Linked DNA regions of Homo sapiens: region 2 is linked to region 1. The links are chromatin contacts, found by Hi-C or POLR2A ChIA-PET in ENCODE. All regions are on one chromosome and are shown on one strand. Each heading gives the region's core, a stretch centred on a gene start or an enhancer-like site at or near the end of the contact. The rest is flanking DNA. Distances are from core to core; before and after follow the strand shown.

The links. A loop is a pair of places that touch in the nucleus more often than their neighbours do. ChIA-PET counts read pairs that join two places held with the same protein, here RNA polymerase II (POLR2A).
Region 2: POLR2A ChIA-PET joins it to region 1 with 11 read pairs in WTC11. The contact joins the promoter of CCER2 here to the enhancer-like site in region 1. A Hi-C loop is called at or near these places in 4 of 168 maps with a recorded cell type or tissue (HL-60/S4, heart left ventricle and natural killer cell). POLR2A ChIA-PET finds 5 or more read pairs at or near these places in 33 of 52 experiments (A549, A673, B cell and 26 more).

Annotation. Positions count from the first base shown.
Region 1 is chr19:38,860,775-38,864,428 of GRCh38, reverse strand. No RefSeq gene overlaps it. Among named protein-coding and RNA genes, the nearest start is that of HNRNPL, 13 kb to the right of the region's middle. Within about 2 kb of position 1,693, at least 15 of the 41 ENCODE cell types and tissues checked have a DNase peak (open chromatin) inside an H3K27ac peak, as active enhancers do; they include PC-9, where a contact is called at or near this core.
Region 2 is chr19:38,910,131-38,913,784 of GRCh38, reverse strand. CCER2 (coiled-coil glutamate rich protein 2) reads left to right here and starts at 1,599. Exons shown (of 5, transcript NM_001243212.2): 1 at 1,599-1,687; 2 at 1,933-1,973; 3 at 2,132-2,219; 4 at 2,702-3,222. The coding sequence starts at 1,627. RefSeq lists enhancers at 748-1,372, 1,373-1,999.

The sequences.
Region 1 (3,654 bases), core at 444-2,943:
AAGTGAACAAAGGAAGTGGTCATACCAAGCACACAGGGTTTTTTTGTTTTTGAAAAAAAAAGTTCTAGTCCACGAAAAAAGATTCAAAGAGAAAAGTCAGAAAGCCCTTTTAAATATATATATATATATATATAAAACTTGGGGCCGGGCATGGTGGCTCACGCCTGTAATCCTAGCACTTTGGGAGGCCGAGGCGGGCAGATCGCGAGGTCAGGAGTTCGAAACCAGCCTGGCCAACATGGTGAAACCCCGTCTCCACTAAAAATACAAAAATTAGCTGGGCGTGGTGGTGCACCCTTGTAATCCCAGCTACTGGGGAGGCTGAGGCAGGAGAATGGCTTCATTGAACCCAGGAGGCAGAGGTTGCAGTGAGCCGAGATCGTGTTACTGCGCTCCAGCCTGGGTGACAAGCAAGACTCAGTCTTAAAAAAAAAAAAAAAAAAAAAAAAAAAAACTTGGATATTAGCTTTTGATTAAGCTGACTTCTAACTATAAAGCTCTTTAAAATAACTACTCTTAAATTTCTTATTACCAGATTAAATTTCTTATTAAAATAAATAAATTTATTTATTTATTTATTTTATTTTTGAGATGGAGTGTCTGTCTGTTGCCCAGGCTGGAGTGCAGTGGTGCAATCTCAGCTCACTGCAACCTCCGCCTCCTGGGTTCAAACAATTCTTTTGTCTCAGCCTCCCAAGTAGCTGGGACTACAGGCAGACACCACCATGTCCGGCTAATTTTTGTATTTTTAGTAGACATAGAGTTTCACCATATTGGTCAGGCTGGTCTCGAACTCCAGACCTCAGGTGATCCACCCGCCTTGGCCTCCCAAAGTGCTGGGATTACAGGCGTGAGAGCCACAGTGCCCAGCCGTATTACCAGCTTTTAGTTGGGACAAACAGCTGGTATTCCTGGCTTGTGAACTTCTTCACCACAGGTACTCTCCCAAGTGAAACCTATAAGCCTTAACCAAGGTTATGACTTAACCAAGGATGCAGGGCATCTACAGCCGTCCTCCCAAGATCTAGAACCACTGCAAAGACAGCTCAAAGAAAGGAAAGTTTTGCTAGCTGCCAATGGAGTACAGCTCACATTTCTCTCTGGCCATATTCTCTAGGGTCTCCGCTCCACAGAGTTGACTGTTTACTCACAAAGGCCCAAAAGTCCTGAACGCCCTCACAGATGGAAGATAGGAAATAAAAAGTTGTCCGTGGAAGCAAAAAGAATCAATAGCGAGACCGGGCGCGGTAGCTCACGCCTGTAATCCCAGCACTTTGGGAGGCCGAGGCGGGTGGCTCACTTGAGGTCAGGAGTTCGAGACTAGCGTGGCCAACATGGTGAAACCCCATCTCTACTAAAAATATAAAAATTAGCTGGGCGTGGTAGCAGGCGCCTGTAATCCCAGCTACTCGGGAGGTTGAGTCAGGAGGATCACTTGAACCTGGGAGAAGGAGGTTGCAGTGAGCCAAGATAGCACCACCGCACTCCAGCCTGGGCACAACAGACCAAGACTCTGTCTCAAACAAAAGAAAAAAAAAGAATTTCAGGAACTGGCCTTAGGAAGTAACCGAGGGTGTGAGTGTCCCAGCTCCGGAAGGAAAGCTGAACAATTGATTTACAGCCTTGTTGCACCTGCCAGAACACCATGTGGCCCATTACTCAAGATAACCATCGCAGCCAGACAAGTGTCCTCATGAGTGCTCTACTCCTCACATGTTTTGCCCAGCTCAGCCTGTATATCCTCCCGCTAATGTCAATTCCAGAGCTTTGCCTAATAAAAAAGCCCTACTGGCTCTTTTCCAAGAGTCAGCCAGCAAATTTGCTCTCTTTCTCTTGTGCTGTCTCCCTCATACCCAGGCATAAACTCCAATGAAGTCTTGTCTGGGAAAACTGTTTTGGCCTCAAGTCAATTTCAGTTGCATTCAGATCCCAAGAACTTGTGGTCTGTAACACTGGGCGGGGGACAGTGAAAAACAGAGGGTTTACAAGGAGGCTCAAGAAAACTTCTGCAGGCGTGGTGGTTCACACCCATCCCAGCACTTTGGGAGGCCAAGGCAGGGGGATCACTTGAGGTCAGGAATTCAAGACCAGCCTGGGCAACATGTTGAAACCCTGTCTCTACTAAAAATATAAAAATTAGCGGCTGGGTGTGGTGGCTCATGCCTGCAATCCCAGCACTTTGGGAGACCAAGGCAGGCAGATCACCTGAAGTCAGGAGTTCAAGACCAGCCTAATCAACATGGAGAAACCCCGTCTCTACTAAAAATACAAAAAAATTTAGCCAAGCATGGTGGCACATGCCTGTAATCCCAGCTACTCAGGAGGCTGAGACAGGAGAATCGCTTGAACCTGGGAGATGGAGGTTGCAGTGAGCCGAGATCACACCATTGCACTCCAGCCTGGGCAACAAGAGCAAAACTCCATCTCAAAAAAAAAAAAAAAAAAAAATTAGCTGGGCATGGTGGTGCATGTCTGTAATCCCAGCTACTAGGGAGGCCGAGGCAGGAGAATTGCTTGAACCCAGGAGGTGGAGGCTGCAGTGAGCTGAGATCATGCCACTGCACTCCAGCCTGGGCGACAGAGCAAAATTCCGTCTCAAAAACGAAAAGAAAACTTCTGTGGGTGTGGTAGCTCACTACTGTAATCCCAGCATTTTGGGAGGCTGAGGCAGGAGGATTGCCTGAGGCCCGGAGTTTGAGATCAGCCGAGGTAACGTAGCAAGACCCCATCTCTACCAAAAAAACAAACAAAAAAAAACCCAATTATATTTATATATATAATATATATATAATATAGTATATATTATACACTATATATAATATAGTATATATTATATATACTATATATGATATGCTATATATAATATAGTATATATTATATGCTATATATGAGATACTATATAATATAGTATATATAATATATGCTATATATGATATACTATATATAATATAGTATATATAATATATGGTATATATAACTATTATATATAATATATAGTATATATAGTGTGTATATATATAACTATATATATATTTTATATACATATATATTATATATATATATATATAAAATGGCCATGGGGTGGCAGGAACCTGTAGTCCCAGCTACTTGGGAGTAAGCCACAGTGAGCTATAATCACACCACTGGACTTCAGCCTGGATAGCAGAGCAAGACTATCTCAAAAAAAAAAATAAAAAACAAAAAACAAAAAAACAAAAACACTTCCTGGGGATGATGAATACTGTTTTTACCTTGTGGTCACTATCTTGATTTGTGGTGATGGTTTCCCAGGTGTATATGTAAGTTAAAACTCATCAATTGTACACTTTAAAGGTCTGGTTTCTCACATATCAGTTAGACCTGATTGAAGCTGGGGGCGGGGAAAGGTAGGGAAAGGGTCAGGACTGCGTAATGCAAATGAGAAACTTTCCTCTAAGGGGTGGCTTTCCCCACTGGTCCCTGAGGGTGTCTGAGTTTTCAATCTGAAGCACAGCAGACCGTGAAGCTATTTCTGCTTGGAGCCGGAGGAGGCTTAACAACAAAAAAGAAGAAAGCAGGTCGGGCACAGTGGCTCATGCCTGTAATCCCAGCACTTTGGGAGGCCGAGGCAGGCGGATCGTAAGGTCAGGAGATAAGAGACCAGCCTGGCCAACA
Region 2 (3,654 bases), core at 350-2,849, 49 kb before region 1:
TTTTTTTTTTTTTTTTGAGATGGAGTCTCACTGTCCCAGGCTGGAGTGCAGTGGTGTGATCTCGGCTCACTGCAACCTCTGAGAGATTCTTTTGCCTCAGCCTCCCGCATAGCTGGGATTACAGGGAGGTGCCACCATGTCCGGCTAATTTTTTGTATTTTTAGTAGAGGCAGGGTTTCGCCATGTTGACCAGGCTGGTCTTGAACTCCTGACCTCAGGTAATGCACCTGCCTTGGCCTCCCAAAGTGCTGGGATTACAGGCATGAGCCACCACGCCCAGCCTGAGATACTATATTTTTGATGCATTTCTGCCTTCTTTCCTTAATATGTATTGATGTGTGTCAAATACCAGCTCCAGGAGGGCAGAGGTATCCACCCATTGGCTCAGGGCTGTAGCCTCAGGTCTAAAAGAGGACCTGGCATGTAGTAGATGCTCAACAAAAATTACTGCACTGAAGATGCTTGGACGTGTGCCGTTCCCAGTACCAGGCACTTCCCTAAACACTGTACACACAACTATTTAATCCTCACTGTCCAACTGTAGAGTAGGTTGTCACCAACCCTATTTACAGTGAGGAAACAGGTCTTAGAGAAGTTAAGCGGTTATCCTGGGCTGCACAGCTGGCACGTGGTGGAGCTGGGGCTTAGGCCAGAAGCCAACTGCAGCCTCTGAGGAAGCGGGTTTATGAGACCCACTCTCAGCCAAGCATAGTGGCTCACCCACGCCTGTAGTCCCAGCACTTCAGGAGGCCCAAGTGGGCGGATCATTTGAGGTCAGGAGTTTCAGACCAGTCTAGGCAACATAGCAAGAACCCCTCTCTACAAAAAATGAAAAAAATTACTGTGGCATGATAATGCAAGCCTGCAGTCCCAACTGATCTGGAGGCTGAGGCAGGAGGATCCCTTGTGTGAGAGTTTGAGGCACTGCACTCCAGCCTGTAACAAGACCCTGTGAGAAAACAGGCCCAGGAAGGGAAGGAGTTGCCTGGGGACCATCTGTGAGTGGCTGCTTCTGGGTTCCCACCCCGGTCCACCTGCCAGCGTGGAGGGCGAGTGTACCAGACCCTGCTGCTCTGGGAAGAGATCCCCCCAGGCCAGGTGTGGCACCTCAGGCCTGTAATCCCAGCACTTTGGGAGGCCCAGACGAGAGGATCACTTGAGCCCAGGAGTCTGAGACCAACCTGGCCAACAAAGTGAGACCCTGCCTCTACAAAAAATAAACATTATTAGCCAGATATGGTGGTACACGCCTGTGGTCCCAGCTACTCGGGAGGCTGAGGTGGGAGGATCAAGTGTGTTCAGGAGCCTGCAGTGAGCTGTGATGGCGCCACTGCACTCCAGCCTGGGTGACAGAGCCAGACCGTGTCTCAAAAAAACGAAAAAAGGGAGGCCTCCACCATCTGCGCTGAGCTCCTGGCCTGAAGCCTCGAGGGGAGCGCGTGCAGGGCGGAGGCCTCATGAATAATTGAGGGTCTCAGGCAGGCAGCCGCCCCGCAGATGTCGCCCCGCCGCGGGCGGGGAGGGGGCGGGGGTGACATCATTTCCTCCCCTGCAGGGTCCCCGCGTGGGTTATAAGGCGCTGCAACCCTGGCCCGCACAGCGCCTTGGACCCGTTGGACGCCCACCATGCCGCCCCGAGGGCCAGCCTCTGAGCTGCTGCTGCTGCGGCTGCTCCTGCTGGGGGCGGGTGAGTGCGGGACCTGCCGAGTGCGGGACCTGCCAGGGGCCGGGGAGCGGGGACTCCAGTGGGAGGGGGCAGGCAGTGCACCCAGTGGAGAGGCTTCAGGGGCCGAGCCTCCAGCGGGGGACAGTACACCCGCCGGGTGGGATGGGGAGGGGATGTGTGGGGACCGGGACGCCCATGGAGCTGGGGTCGGTACCGGGGACAGCAGCCAGGGCGGCAAAGCCCAGTGCCATCTCCTTTCTCCACAGCCACCGCTGCTCCCTTGGCACCGAGACCCTCCAAGGAGGAGGTGAGGAGTGTGGAGGCCTTGCCCTGCCTCACCTAGCTGGGGCCCTGCCCTCCCTGCACAGCCTGCCCCATGATCCTCATTGCCCTCAAACCAGCTGCTCTCCTCCCCATCTCCCCTGCCCTCAACCTCCCCTCTGACCCGGCACCCCTGCCCCCCAGCTGACCCGCTGTCTGGCAGAGGTGGTCACAGAGGTGCTGACCGTGGGCCAGGTCCAGAGAGGACCCTGCACTGCTCTTCTCCACAAGGGTAAGGAGGCCCCGGGCCCCACTTGCCCTCCACAACCCCATGGGACCCTACCCTACCCCACCCAGGGTCCTGCCCAGGTGCCCACATGCTCTCCCACCCAGGCTACCTGGAGGAAGAGGTCCTCATTCCCAGAGCCCTGTTGCCTGGACCAGCGGGGCACTGCCCAGCATTCACACCTGACAGAGCCTGGCCACCAGCAACACCCTTGTGGTTCCCTGCAGAGGGGCCAGATGGGGCAGGGAACATCCCCTCCCAGGTGGGATGAAATAGGACCCTCCCCCTGTAGTCTGGGCAGCCCCCCTGTGAGACCTTCGGCAGGGCCCAGAACTCCTCAAGGCCTCAGTTTCCCAATTCAAACTCCTGACCTCAGGTGATCGGCCGCCACGGCCTCCCAAAGTGCTGAGATTACAGGCGTGAGCCTCCATACTCGGCCTCAGTTTCCCAATTGGATGCTTAGAGAGTGTCCTTTCCCTTTCTGCCAGAGTTGTGCGGGACAGAGCCCCACGGCTGTGCGTCCACCGAGGAGAAAGGCCTGCTGCTTGGGGATTTCAAGAAGCAGGAGGCTGGGAAGATGAGGTCCAGCCAGGAGGTGAGGGATGAGGAAGAGGAGGAGGTAGCAGAGAGGACCCACAAGTCTGAGGTCCAGGAACAAGCCATCCGCATGCAAGGGCATCGCCAGCTCCACCAGGAGGAGGACGAGGAGGAGGAGAAGGAGGAGAGGAAGAGGGGGCCCATGGAGACCTTTGAGGACCTGTGGCAGCGGCATCTAGAGAATGGAGGGGACCTCCAGAAGCGGGTGGCAGAGAAGGCCAGTGACAAAGAGACGGCCCAGTTCCAGGCAGAGGAGAAGGGGGTGCGGGTGCTGGGCGGGGACCGCAGCCTGTGGCAGGGGGCCGAGAGAGGCGGAGGAGAGAGGCGCGAGGACTTGCCCCACCACCACCACCACCACCACCAGCCAGAGGCTGAGCCCAGGCAGGAGAAGGAGGAGGCTTCGGAGAGGGAGGTGAGTAGGGGGATGAAGGAGGAACACCAACACAGTTTGGAGGCAGGGTTGATGATGGTCAGTGGAGTCACAACTCACAGCCACCGGTGTTGGCCCTGCACCACCAGATCCATCACTAGTGGATCACAGTGGCCAAGACTGACACCACGACTGGCTAACAACTTCCGTGCAAGGCCTTTACCTTATACTTCCACACTACTGTATGGACTACAGCAACCAAGATGGCACCATTGCACAGAAGCAAGCCACCATCACTAGCAAGTTGGCCACTGTGAAAAGTGGCTGCTGTGCCTACTTCACTAGGTGACAGACAGACACCATTGCTGGGTCATGGAAAACAAGATGTCACCATGATTGGTGGCACCAAAAGTGCCGTAACAGGGTGGGCATGGTGGCTCACACCTGTAATCCTAGGGAGGGTTAATCCTTTCA